2 separate regions of the Homo sapiens genome follow, and region 1 is linked to region 2. Evidence: chromatin loops called from intact Hi-C (ENCODE). Cell type or tissue: transverse colon. All regions are shown on one strand. Each heading gives the region's core, and the rest is flanking DNA. Links, peaks and the distances in the headings are about the cores only. Region 1 has its middle 9.2 kb from the start of MPC1-DT. Region 2 overlaps RPS6KA2 (ribosomal protein S6 kinase A2).

Region 1 (6,359 bases), core at 2,162-4,661, 220 kb before region 2:
TTATCAGGGAGAGGTTCTAAATGTTGTACCCTTTAACCCTCAAAGCATTATCTATTCTCTTAGAGGGTAAAGGGCAGAGATGTTATCCCTATTGGTTTCTAACCTTGGAGAAGGTCAGAAACGTCATGAGCTCTCTCTAGATCCTCTTATCTGCTTCTCTTACACAATCGTTTGGTTCTGTGTGTGGTGAAAACTGAATTGGGGGAAAATCAGATCGGCAGAAACCAAATGTTGAACCAACTGGTGAATAGAGAAATACAGATTAAGTATCCCTACAATGGAATATTATTCAGCAATAGAAAGAAATGAAGTATGGACCCATGCATGGAAGGATGCAGGGGTGTTTCCTACAGCATAGAAGGACCTTGAAAACACAGGGCTAAGTGAGAGGAGCCGGACAGGAAGGATCATGTATTGTGTGGTCTGCTCATGTATGATCTGCTCACATATTGTATGATCTGCTTACATGAAATGCCCAAGGTAGGCAAATCCAGAGTCAGGAAATAGGTCGGTGGTTGCCAGGGACAGGGACTTTTGGGGGAAAATAGAGAGTGGCTGTTAACAGGGACCTGCTTTCTTCTAGGGTGATGAAAATGGTCTAACATTGATTGTAGTGAGGGTTGTGCAGCTCTGTGAATATGCTAAAGAACCATCGAATTGGACACTTTAAATGGGTGCAAATTATATTCCAATAAACTATCTGTAGAAACTTAAGAGTTTATTATTATTATTATTTTGAGACGGAGTCTTGGTCTGTCGCCCAGGCCGGAGTGCAGTGGCGTGATCTCAGCTAACTGCAACCTCCGCCTCCTGGGTTCAAGCGATTCTCCTGCCTCAGCCTCCTGAGTAGCTAGGACTACAGGTGCATGCAACCATGCCCGGCTAATTTTTTTTTTTTTTTGTATTTTTAGTAGAGGCGGGGTTTCACCGTGTTAGCCACGATGGTCTCAATCTCCTGACCTTGTGATCCGCCTGCCTCGGCCTCAGAAAGTGCTGGGATTACAGGCTTGCGCCACCACGCCCGGCCCAAAACTTAACAGTTTTAAAAAACCTTTAAAAAGATACATAGAAAGAGAGCAAACAAAACAATCCCCCTCCCCCCACCACCAAAGTCTTTTGTCTTAATCAGCGCACTAATTCTTTGGGTAAGTAAAGGGAAGAGAGCTTTTATCTGTATGAACTATTTCAGCTAGCCCTGGTGATGAAGGAAAGCTCTTCTTTTCAGAGTAATTCCAGATAATAAATGTGAAAGAATAGTAGAATGAAAAGAACACCACTTTGCCATCCCAAGTGAAGTTACTGCTTCAGACAAAAATCATTGAGGGATGCTGAAAGCATTCAGTCCATGGTTAATAGAAATGCAGACAGGCACCAGGCAGTTGGTATAATGCCCGGGGTGATTTGTTGGTCCTCAAGGGGAAAATGCAGATTCACAAGGAGGGATCCACTGGACCTTAGCCTCACTAAGGGAAGGGGGCCAGCTCCAGGTGCCAGCCGGGAGGATGTTGTGAAGCCAGCAGCCCCACTGAGGGGTATTCCTGTGGGAAATCTTGAGCCTGAATCTAATCAAATCTTTAACTCTATCCTTCAGTTTACAGGAAATAAATGAGAAATAACAGAAACTAGTGAAAGCAAACTATGGGAAAGTAACCTAACCTATCCAGCCAGTGGAACATTTGATGGGACCACTGAGCCCCTGTCTCCACCCACCATTGGTAGGAAGAGCAGGGGGCTCTGAATCCTTATTGTAAGTAGGGGAGGAAAGGTGTGATGCTTTCCCCCCACTCATCATTAGGGTCATGGCCAACACCTCGTAACAAAAGACACGTTAACAAGAGAAAAGCCTCACAAATGCACGCAACCAAAGTTTTATGTGACACAGGAGCTTTCAGAAATAAAGACCCAAAGATCTGGGGAAACTGTATTTTTATGCTTAGGTTTGATGGAGAAAGGATAGCCAGTAGAGATGTGATGGAACGTAAGGGTAACGGTCATAAACTGAGTGGGGAACCCCAGCAAGGTGTGTGTGTCAGATTTTTCAGGACCTCCTTCCTCCTGGGTATTGGGCAGGACCCCTCTGGAATAAGGGTCTTCAACGGAGAAGGGAGAGAGGGACCATTCCAGGTTTTATGGCTTGCTTTGCAGGAAAGAGAGGGCCATGAGACAGGAGGACCTTGTTTCTGGGCCCTTCCAATCTCCTTTAAAGTTCCCAGCATGCAAAAGTGCATACTTTGAAGCATCAGGTTCTGAGCCCAAATATGTCCAACAGGATTATAATGGGAGCCACGCTGGAACTTCACGTTTTTAGTAGACACATTAAACATGTTTTTAAAAGGTCAAATTGATTTTAATGATATATTCTATTTAGCCCACTATATCCAAAATATTATTGCACCATGTCATCAATATAGAAGTTATTATTGAAATATTTTCTTTTCCTCTTTTCGTGCTAAGTTTTCAAAACCTGATGTGCATTTTGCAATTATGATTCATCTCAATTCAGGTGCTAAATTTCATTGGCAATACTTGATCTATATTTGAATTTCAAAAATTACAGGTTTTAAAAGTATATCAGATACCCAAGTTGTTCCAGATATACTGAAAAGTTTTCCAAAGCTGAATTGACTGCCAAAAAATTATGTTCATTTAACATTTATATTCACCTTGACAAAATGGGTTCATCTTTGTAAGAACTGATTCACTTTGAAGCAAAAACATCCCTTTCAAAGCTACATCACTTCAAGTTACCTCAGTTCACCTACTTGTTTCAATTGAGTTGTAATAACATTGAATTAAAAAGTGACTGCATAAATCGAAAAACATGTCTTAGATTTTGGGGTGTAATTTTTTTTTTTTTTTGAGACAGAGTTTCGCTCTTGTCGCCCAGGCTGGAGTGCAATGTCATGGTCTCGGCTCAGTGCAACCTCCGCCTCCCAGGTTCAAGCGATTCTCCTGCCTCAGCCTCCCAAGTAGCTGGGATTACAGGCATGCACCACCAAATCCGGCTAATTTTGTATTTTTAGTAGAGATGGGGATTCACCACATTGGCCAGGCTGGTCTCGAACTCCTGACCTCAAGTGATCCACCTACCTCAGCCTCCCAAAGTGCTGGGATTACAGGCGTGAGCCACCATGCCCGGCAGGGTGTAATTGTAGCTATTCTACATAATGCTGTTTATTACAATGAAAACCTACTGCCTATATATTAATGTTAGAAACAATCTGTAAAATCATTATTATTGACTTGTATTCCAGCATTTTCAATTGCCAATAAATCCTCCTATCTACCTGGGTGACATGAAGCTTTTAAATCAGCTCTTCCATCTGCCATGTGACATTGGTGAGAAAATGAATCACTGCTGTGTGTTTTGATTCTTGAGTATTTGGGAACCTTTCCCTTTATTTTAGGAAATTCTTGAGCTAGAGTTAACTCCTGGCTCAGGAGTGAAGCTGCAGACTTTCACGGTGAGTGTCACAGCTCTTAAGGTGGCGTGTCTGGAGTTGTTCGCTCTTCCTGGTGGGTTCATGGTCTCGCTGGCTTCAGGAGTGAAGCTGCAAACCTTCGCGGTGAGTGTTACAGCTCATAAAGGCAGTGTGGACTTAAAGAGTGAGCAGTAGCAAGGTTTATTGGAAAGAGCAAAAGAACAAAGCTTCTACAGTGTGGAAGGGGACCTGAGCGGGTTGCCACTGCTGGCTCGGGCAGCCTGCTTTTATTCTCTTATCTGGCCTTACCCACATCCTGCTGATTGGTCCATTTTACAGAGAGCGGAGTGGTCTGTTTTGACAGGGTGCTGATTGGTGCGTTTACAATCCTTGAGCTAGACACAAAGGTTCTCCACCTCCCCACTGGATTAGCTAGATACAGAGTGTCCGACACAAAGGTTCTCCAAGTCCTTACTAGAGTAGCTAGATACAGTGTGGATTGGTGCATTCACAAACCTTGAGCTAGACACAGGGTGCTGATTGGTGTGTTTACAAACCTTGAGCCAGATACAGAGTGCCAATTGGTGTATTTACAATCCTTTAGCTAGACATAAAGCTTCTCCAAGTCCTCACTAGTCAGGAGCCCAGCTGGCTTCACTTAGTGGATCCTGCACCGGGGCCGCAGGTGGAGCTGCCTGCCAGTCCCGCGCCGTGCGCCTGCACTTATCAGCCCTTGGGTGGTCGACGGGACTGGGCGCCGTGGAGCAGGGGGCGGCGCTCATCAGGGAGGCTCGGGCCACACGGGAGCCTACGGGGGCGGGGGGAGGCTCAGGCATGGCGGGCTGCAGGTCCTGAGCTCTGCCCCGCGGGGAGGCAGCTAAGGCCCGGCGAGAAATCGAGCGCAGCGCCGGTGGGCCGGCACTGCTGGGGGACTTAGCACACCTTCCGCAGCCGCTGGCCCGGGTGCTAAGCCTCATTGCCTGGGGCCGGCAGGGCGGGCCGCTCCGAGTGCAGGGCCCGCCGAGCCTACACCTACCTGGAACCTGCGCTGGCCTGCAAGCACTGCGCGCAGCCCGGGTTCCCGCCCGCGCCTCGCCCTCCACACCTCCTCGCAAGCTGAGGGAGCCGGCTCCGGCCTCGGCCAGCCCAGGAAGGGGCTCCTGCGGTGCAGCGGCGGGCTGAAGGGCTCCTCAAGTGCCGCCAAAGTGGGAGCCTAGGCAGAGGAGGCGCCGAGAGCGAGCGAAGGCTGTGAGGACTGCCAGCACGCTGTCACCTCTCAGTGGCATTCACTCGCATGTACTGAACTATTTAAAAAACTGTCCATGGGGAAGAGATGGGGCAAGACGGCCGAATAGAAGCCTCCACTGATTGTCTTCCTCACAGAAACACCAAATTTGACAACTGTCTACTCAAAAAACACCTCTATATGAACCGAAAATCAGGTGAGTATTCACAATACCTGGTTTTAAGTTTATATTGGTAAAAAAGTAGGAAAGACAGCTTTGAATTGTCTACACCGCTCTTCCCCTATCCCCTGGCAGCTGCCCTGTGGTTCAGAGAGAATCTGTGTGCTTGGGAAAGTACAGTATCTGTGGGACTTTGCTTTGGAACACCGCACTGCCAACACCAGGTAGAATTCAGCTGATACCCAGGGAGGGAGCACCTAGACCAGCCCTAGCAGAGGGCTATCGCCCATCCCAGTGGTTGGAACTTGAGTGGAAAACTTTGCATTCTCAGGGTGTTGTCCAGGCCTCTCTGGACCCATTTCTAAATGTGATATGAGAGAGGGAGTGAGTAGCCTGCTGAAGTGTGGCATAGTTGAGGTGAATGCGCTATATAACACAATTACATAGATTAGCCAGAAACATTAAACTGCAGAATAAGATCTGTCTATTCTTCAGAAACCTTTCACCCACAGAATGGTTTAAAGTTTGACTGTGTTGAATTTGTTTGCTTGACCTCAAAGAGACTTCCACGTGGACAGCTGTGATGAGACTGGACGTAGTCCTAGCAAGTCTGAAAGCTAGTATTTGTGTGCCTCTATGCCTTGGCCTGACTCCACTCTTACAGGGAGCAGGTGCAGCTTAGCAGCCTCCCCTGTCGATCAGGCAAAGTTTGGTGTCCTTGGATCATTCAGCAGAAGGGGACATTGCCTGCAATAGTAACGAGATACTGTCAACAAGTCCCCAGAAGGAGAGAGGGAACTGGGGCTGGCTGGGCACTGGCTCTGTTCCATTCGTTTCACAGCTCCCTAGCCCTGACATCTCTCAGGAGGAGGAAGAAGTTTGCCTTCACTGCATGTCACGTTTCAAGTCATCAAGCTCCTAAGATGCTGATTTGTCCCCACACAGTTCATAATGGCTGGAGCCACAATTTTTTTTTTTTCTAGACGGAGTCTCGCACTGTCACCCGGGCTGGAATGCAATGGTGTGATCTTGGCTCACTGCAACCTCCGCCTCCCGGTTCAAGCGATTCTCCTGCCTCAGCCTCCTGAGTAGCTGAGATTACAGGTGCCCGCCACCATGCCTGGCTAATTTTTTTTTTTGTCTTTTTAGTAGACACGGGGTTTCACTATGTTGGCCAGGCTGGTCTCGAACTCCAGACCTCGTGATCTGCCCACCTCAGCCTCCCAAAGTGCTGGGATTACAGGCATGAGCCCCCACGCCCAGCTGGATCCACAGTTTTAACCTGTGACTGCCGAAGTGTATACATTTTTCTACTTTCATGCCCTGCCAGTCCTGTGTGTGGAAATTCAAGTTTTCCAGTGGTTTTTTGAGGTGGGAGAGGTGGGAGCAAGAGGAGGAGGAAGTTTTTCCTAAGAAGTCCAGCTCAGCTCAGACCTTTCATGTGGCTCACACGCGTGTCTGTGTTTTCTCACTCATGGCCAATCGCGCCGCCTTTCATCCAGCCCACAGCCCTGCCAAGGGCCTGCCCGTT
Region 2 (6,359 bases), core at 1,424-3,923:
CGAGGTCAGACACTGCTTTGCAGAGCCCGTGGGCTGTGCTCCATTTATCACTCTGTCCGGGCGTCTGTTGTTACCCATGCTCGGGTAGGAAAATGCTGAGTGAAGGTAACAGGACTGTGCAGTTGGGAAGCTCATCTCCTCTTACATTTGGATGTTTTCCCAAGTGGCCACTGCCAAATTTACTCCACATCAGCCTCTCTCTCTCCATGCCCTTGACCTGTCCTCCTCCCTCTGGCCCTGCGCACTACGTCCCACTTGTTTCTTGACTCTTCTCCACTCTTCCCCTTCTCTTGTCTTTCTTCTTCCTGCCTCTTCTCTCCCCTCTCCTCCTGCCCTTTAATTATTGTTTAAAAGACAGATGCTTGAGCAGTGTTTCCCGGACCTCCCAGAGAAAGCTGACCCAGAGGACACGGAGCTATCCATTTGGGTGGACTTTTCAGGGCCTTTCCCTGTATTTCAAGTCCTTAGTTAAAAGCACGTGTCTGAATTTTCTAAGTTAAGGGGGGAGGTTTGATTTAGTGATCAGAAAAATTTCCAGTCCTGAAACATGCCTGCTTTTACCTGGAATCCTTCACTTTCAGTGGCATTTGCAGTTTGACATGAATGCTTCCGGTGCTGCATTTCATAGACCTGCTGATTTGTAGCTCAGCCTGTCGCCACCATTCAGGCGGCTGGGGTGCAAGAGCTAGGAGCAGTGCTGCTGAAAGTCTTTAAGACTTCAGTGAAGCAAACAGATTGCAGTATAACGAGAAACATGGAGTTTTTTCAAAACAATTTTGTCTACTGCTGAAATTTGCAAAACACGTCACCGAAGGAGTCTCAGGTTGATCCTGTACAGAGGAGAGCTCTGACCTGCCTCACTAACCCACACCCTGAGCTACTCACCCTGCTTCACGGTCACGCCTGTTTCTAAAAGGTAGCTCAGGCTGAAGATCTAGGAGTCATCTTTGATTTTTCTGTCATGTATAGTGTGTCCAGGCTATCTGCAAGGCCTGTCCACCCTGGTGTCGGATGGCAGCTCCGAGAGCTTGCTAGCTCAGTTTCTTCTCTGCCAGCCTTCAATCTAATTGCACGCATCACCCAAAGGATCCTTTTAAATTGAGATATGATCCCATCACTCCCTTATGTGAAACATTAGGGCTTTCCACGGCCTTCAGGACACAGTCGGGCTTTCCACGGCCTTCAGGACACAGTCGGGCTTTTCACGGCCTTCAGGACACAGTCGGGCTTTCCACGGCCTTCAGGACACAGTCGGGCTTTCCACGGCCTTCAGGACACAGTCGGGCTTTCCATGGCCTTCAGGACACAGATTCCTCCCCAAGGCCCCAAGAGCTTTGGGCTCTCACAGCCCACCCCATCTTCCCCGTCTTTCTGGGGACACTGACTTCTGGCAGGTGCCAGATGAGGCCAAAGCCCAGTCAGCTCAGGAACCAGGCTTGAGCCACATCTCCCCCAGAAACTCTGCCCCACACCCTCTAGGGGCCAATCACCTCTTTCATTCAGCCCTGCGGAGATGTCTCCCTGGACTGCCCTCTCAAACACTGTCCTCCTCTGCCACTCATGGCTCCCTGCCATGCCTTACAATTTGTGTATGTTTGAGATCAGTACATTTTTCTATGTAGACTTGATTTGTAGACAGATATAGATGCAGCCGAGCTTCCTACGCCTGTCGGAGGCTGAACATCTGGCTCTGGAATGCCATGTGGACATCTAGTGAACACCTCGAGCCCTCTATCGTAATACCTCGAGCCCCCATTCCCAGAAGGACACTGGGACACAGCTGTGCTGCCCGGCCCGCTTCCTACCCAGGCCCCGAGGGCAGGTGTTCACCTTCTGTGACCAGGCCCTGCCCTGCCCTGGCCCCTGCCCGTGTCCCTCCCACACTGAGGCCACAGCCCTGCCTGCGTCCTGTCTGCTGCATCTTCTACAACATGCTATCTTCCTCAAAGCTGAACTGACCAGAATATTCGCTTTGTCTTGCTGCTGTGACAAATTCCACAAATTCAGTGGTTTGAAACACAGGGTTTTCCCTCCCAGTTGTGGAGATCGGAAGTTCGGGATCCATTTTGCTGGTGTTGGCAAGGCCGGTCCCTCCGGTGACTCCATGTCCAGCCCTGGGGGCCACCTGCGTTCCTTGCTCCTGACCCTTCCTCCACCCCTGTAACCTCTGCCTCCCTGTCACACCCTTTCCCGCTTCTGCAATCAGACCTCCTCTGCCTCCTCTCACGAGGACTCTTGTGATTACATTTAGGGCCTCCCCAGATTATCCAGGAACATCACGCCATCTCCAGGTCCTTAACTTGATCGCACCTACAAAGCCCATTTTGCCACATATGGGAACAGCTCCAGGTTCCAGGCTTAGGCTGTGGCTTTCTCGAGGAGACATTATCCAGCCTTCCACACCCACCAAGAACACCAGGGGTCTACACCTGAGCACCTGCGTCAGGGCTGGATGTGGGGCTCAGCCGGATGAAGCCCAGGTCCCGACTAGTCCTACTTTATTTCCTGCCATTGAAATCCCAGCAGGATGTGGCCGCATTGTTCATTAGCACCTTTTTTCAGAAGTTCAGTTCTGATAATTAACATTCCCTCTCAGCTGACTCATCTGACTGGGAAACAAGCATAGATAGATGTTCCACTGGGGGCTGAGCCATGCGACTCCCGCACCACACACCAGAAAGAACATCGTGTCTCACACTCCCAGGCTGGCCTTCCAGCCACCGTGGACTCCCTGTGCACAGTATTTTGGTCACAGGTCACAAAAGCAAAAAGGAAACGTAGAGGAAGAAGATGTAGAATAAAGGGAGGAGTAAGAAAAGCATTTCTGAAGATGATTGAAGATATCGGAGGGGATGCCTTTTTCTTTTTAATGAAAGGAAGCAGTGGACAAAGGCCAGGCTGACCTGCCCAGTCACATCGGAAGGACCTGCTGACCCCCTGGGGCCCCAGAGATGCCCGGCCTTTCCCGCTTGAAACACAAACCTGCGGCGCACAGGCCAACGGTGCCCACACACCGTGTGCTCGCTCCGCTCATACCAGGTAGGAAACAGCAAAAGCAAGAGCTGGGTGCAGGTGCTGGAATGAGATACCGATGGTCTCCGGGACCTCTCTCCTTATCCCCGCTCTATCCTGTCCTGGACCATCTTGAACATCAGAGAGGGAGAGCACACCCCCCCAGGATGGGCGCTCTGTCCCCTGTGCTGCCTGTGGGGTCTAGACACCATTGAGGACTTGCCCACTCAGCGCAGGACTCCCGCCCACTCTTTGCCCTTTGTGAACAAGGGGATGGATCTGCTGCATTTGGGAGACATCTCCCTGCATACACAGGCCTCACTGCAGTCATTCTCATTCAATGGAATTCAGCCTAAATGACGACGCTTTTTAGACACCCAATCCCTGTAACAGCAGTCCCTGCGCTAGGCCTCTACCGTGTCTCTTGCCGTACCCTGCCACCCACTGTGTGTGGGTGCAGGGACGCAGCCTCAGTGGGGAGAAGGTGCCAGTCAGACCACACCCCGGCTGACCTGCCATGCCACCTGAGAGCCCCCCAGCACTCTGGAGTTTCATTTATTACGGGTCAGACCCTGTAAGGCAGATGTTATACTAATTTTACAGAGAAGAAAATTGAGCCTCAAGAAGTTCCCATTGGTGACCTTGCCAAAGTCATATGAGTGCCACATAGCAGAGCCAGAATTCACAACATGGGGGCTACCTCCAAAGCCCCAACCCCGACGCATGGATCACAGGCAACAGCTCCCCTCACCAGCTGCAGGAGAAATCACCACCACCACTAACGGGACCCGCCCTGCTCACCAGCAGCAGCTCTCATGCCTGCCTGAGGCCATGTCAACCGAGTCGCTCCTGTCCAGCAACACGTGTTCACATACATGACGGTACAGTTGCGGACAGCTCCGGTAGGTGCATGGCGCACCTTCTACAGCCTAGGGACAGCCAGGCTCAAGAGAGGGAGATGAACATGCAGAACCCCCGACCCTGACTCCGGAAAATGGCTCCAAAGGCTCTCAGCTGCAGGTCCATCCTTCCCATCCATCCTCCCTCTGCCAGGCCAGAGCCCAGGCCCACAGCTCTGAGCTGCATGTGGGTGTCAGGCCAGCTGGGGAGCAGGGCCTGATGGCCACATGTGGGTGTGGCAGGATTTTTGCCCTAGAGACCTGGGCTCACACAGGGGCAGTGAGCCCACTGTGGTGCCCATGGGGGGCTGCCCAGCAGGAGCCACAGTGCTGACCTAGCCCAGAGCCACCAAGGCCCCTGACAACAGGTGCCTGACTCTCCTAATCTAAGGTGCGCCAAGGCCCCTAACACCCAAGAGGAAGAGGAACAAATGAATGTGGGAGAAAGAACTGAGCCCAGAAGGTTCATGGGTCCAGGTACAGGAGAGCCCTTGACAGAAGCCCGGCTCTGCCTGACAGAAGGTGCCGGGCGCCCGCTCCATCGTGGGCCGAAGGCAGTCACAGGCTGGAATGTGCAGAGGGAAGTCATTCATCACAGAAACTCAGCGTCAGGAGTCAAAGACTTTAAATCTCACTATAAATCTCTATCAGCAATGTCACGAAGGCCATCTTCCTAGAATAAAACCTATTCTAGAAGCAACAGCTTTTAAAACAAACATCCTTATTGACTTTTCCTGTTTTTCTATTTCTTAAAAATTACCAGCATTAATACATGTGGAAATCTGTGCATTTTAAAAAATGTTGATAGTTTCTCAATCTTTTAAGATATTTTGTTGCTTTTAAAAATTTTTAAGTAATCAAAGTTGTTCGGGGATTTTTTCCCAAAAATGTTATTGTAAGATAACACTAGATCAGCTATATTGTGAGCCTAGATTAGACATTTTTTCTACAGAAAATTTTTCAAGGCCAAACAGTAGTTAGTAAGAAACCCAATGCCAGCACCACCTCATGCTGTTATGTGGTTCTCTCGTGGCTTCTGAGTAATTTGACTTACGCGACGGTTTTAATGACCTCCTCCTCCATTGGCGTCAGGTAAGCACCACTTTTTGTCTGCATTTTAACCCTCTACACCCAAGTCCTACTGATAATTTAGGCACGTAGTGAATAGTCAGTCCATGGCTAATTCCTAAGATAAAATGTCCTAAATGACCTCCAAGGACTTTGTACATATTAACCTAGAAGCTGCGAATTACATGGAGAATGGCCACGCATGGCTCGGGGGCAACGGTCCCGCAACAGCCACAGCTGTCTGTGGCTGCCGAGCAAACGCCAAGTCCAGCCTGCGGCACCTTCCTTCTGCACAAGCTTCACCAGCATTTTTAGCGGCACAGACCACAAATCAGCCCGAGGTTTTCTGTAAATTCACACACAGCAAAGAAGTATTATGGGGTCCAGGCTGATGACACCATTGGGGAGAACCCGTGTGCTCTGTCCCGGATGGCTGAGAGAACGTGAAGCTCTGCAGACTCGGAGCCTGGCCATGCAAGGGGACCTGTGATTCAGGACACTTCTTAAAACTCCAGAATATACCACTGTGGGTGACCAAGCCTTGAAACTCCAGAATGTTCCCACCATGGGTGGCCAAGCCACATCACAGGGAAGAAACCTTCAATGTGCTTTCTGTGCAGCACACTCCTCTCTTCTGTGATCTGAACACGAACCACCACCTCTAGGCTAGGACTCAGATGCAGTGAGCTCCACTATACCCACAGTCACATACGGACAGTAACTTCTCTTCCCGAATCCTGTCTGGATCCAAGTGTCCCTGGGCCAGAGTCTCCCTAAGAGACAGCCCTGAGTCCAAGCCCCTGAGAAGCTCAGGGCCATGCAAAGCAGGAGGCCTGGGTGTGGAAGGGGTATGGGTAGGGCCTGAGAATGGACTGAGGGGCAGACAGTTCAGGGAAGGGAAGATCACTGGGGTAGAGAGGTGACCTGGAGGGAGGTCAGCGTGGGCAGGGGTGAGACCAAGGAAAAGATTGACCATCACTAGAAGATCAGGCTCACAGGCAGTGAGAGGCCTTGGCTGAGTGGGAGGTGGAGATAGTAAAATGAAAACACGGGCACTACTCTATAACTCCCATGGCAATTCGGGCAAATGCCCATCACCTCCGTTACATCCAAGCTTCGGGAGGGTAGGACGAGCGTCTCAGACGTACATCTCTTCTCCTGCCTCACGCACACAGAGTGATTGTGGCCAGCTCATTTTAGCAGGTCACACTCCCTTCCCTCCATCAGTTGTTGTTCTGCTGTCATGAGCCTTGACACCGCAGTACGACGCGCTCAGGAAGACATCAGGACAGAGGTCTAGACGCTTACAACCCTGAGAGACACACTGGACGCTGCGCGCAAGAGCCCTGTGCATATGGACTCCGATTGACGCCATCAGAT

The links. A loop is a pair of places that touch in the nucleus more often than their neighbours do. Peaks named below come from ENCODE experiments on the same cell type or tissue, not always from the same donor. Only the 100,000 strongest peaks of a DNase experiment are listed, where the experiment ranks them.
Region 1: it touches region 2 in a loop (7-fold over the local background); 22 of 110 quality-filtered maps call a loop at or near these places.

The regions. Positions count from the first base shown.
Region 1 is chr6:166,389,209-166,395,567 of GRCh38, forward strand. No RefSeq gene overlaps it. Among named protein-coding and RNA genes, the nearest start is that of MPC1-DT, 9.2 kb to the left of the region's middle. RefSeq lists a silencer at 4,306-4,489. In transverse colon, for the core only: no CTCF peak of the experiment used is centred there; no DNase peak of the experiment used is centred there; H3K27me3 peaks cover 2,215 bases.
Region 2 is chr6:166,612,607-166,618,965 of GRCh38, forward strand. The region is part of intron 1 of RPS6KA2 (ribosomal protein S6 kinase A2); the gene reads right to left. Among named protein-coding and RNA genes, the nearest start is that of RPS6KA2, 11 kb to the right of the region's middle. RefSeq lists an enhancer at 5,914-6,359. In transverse colon, for the core only: no CTCF peak of the experiment used is centred there; a DNase peak (open chromatin) is centred at 2,679; H3K27ac peaks cover 560 bases.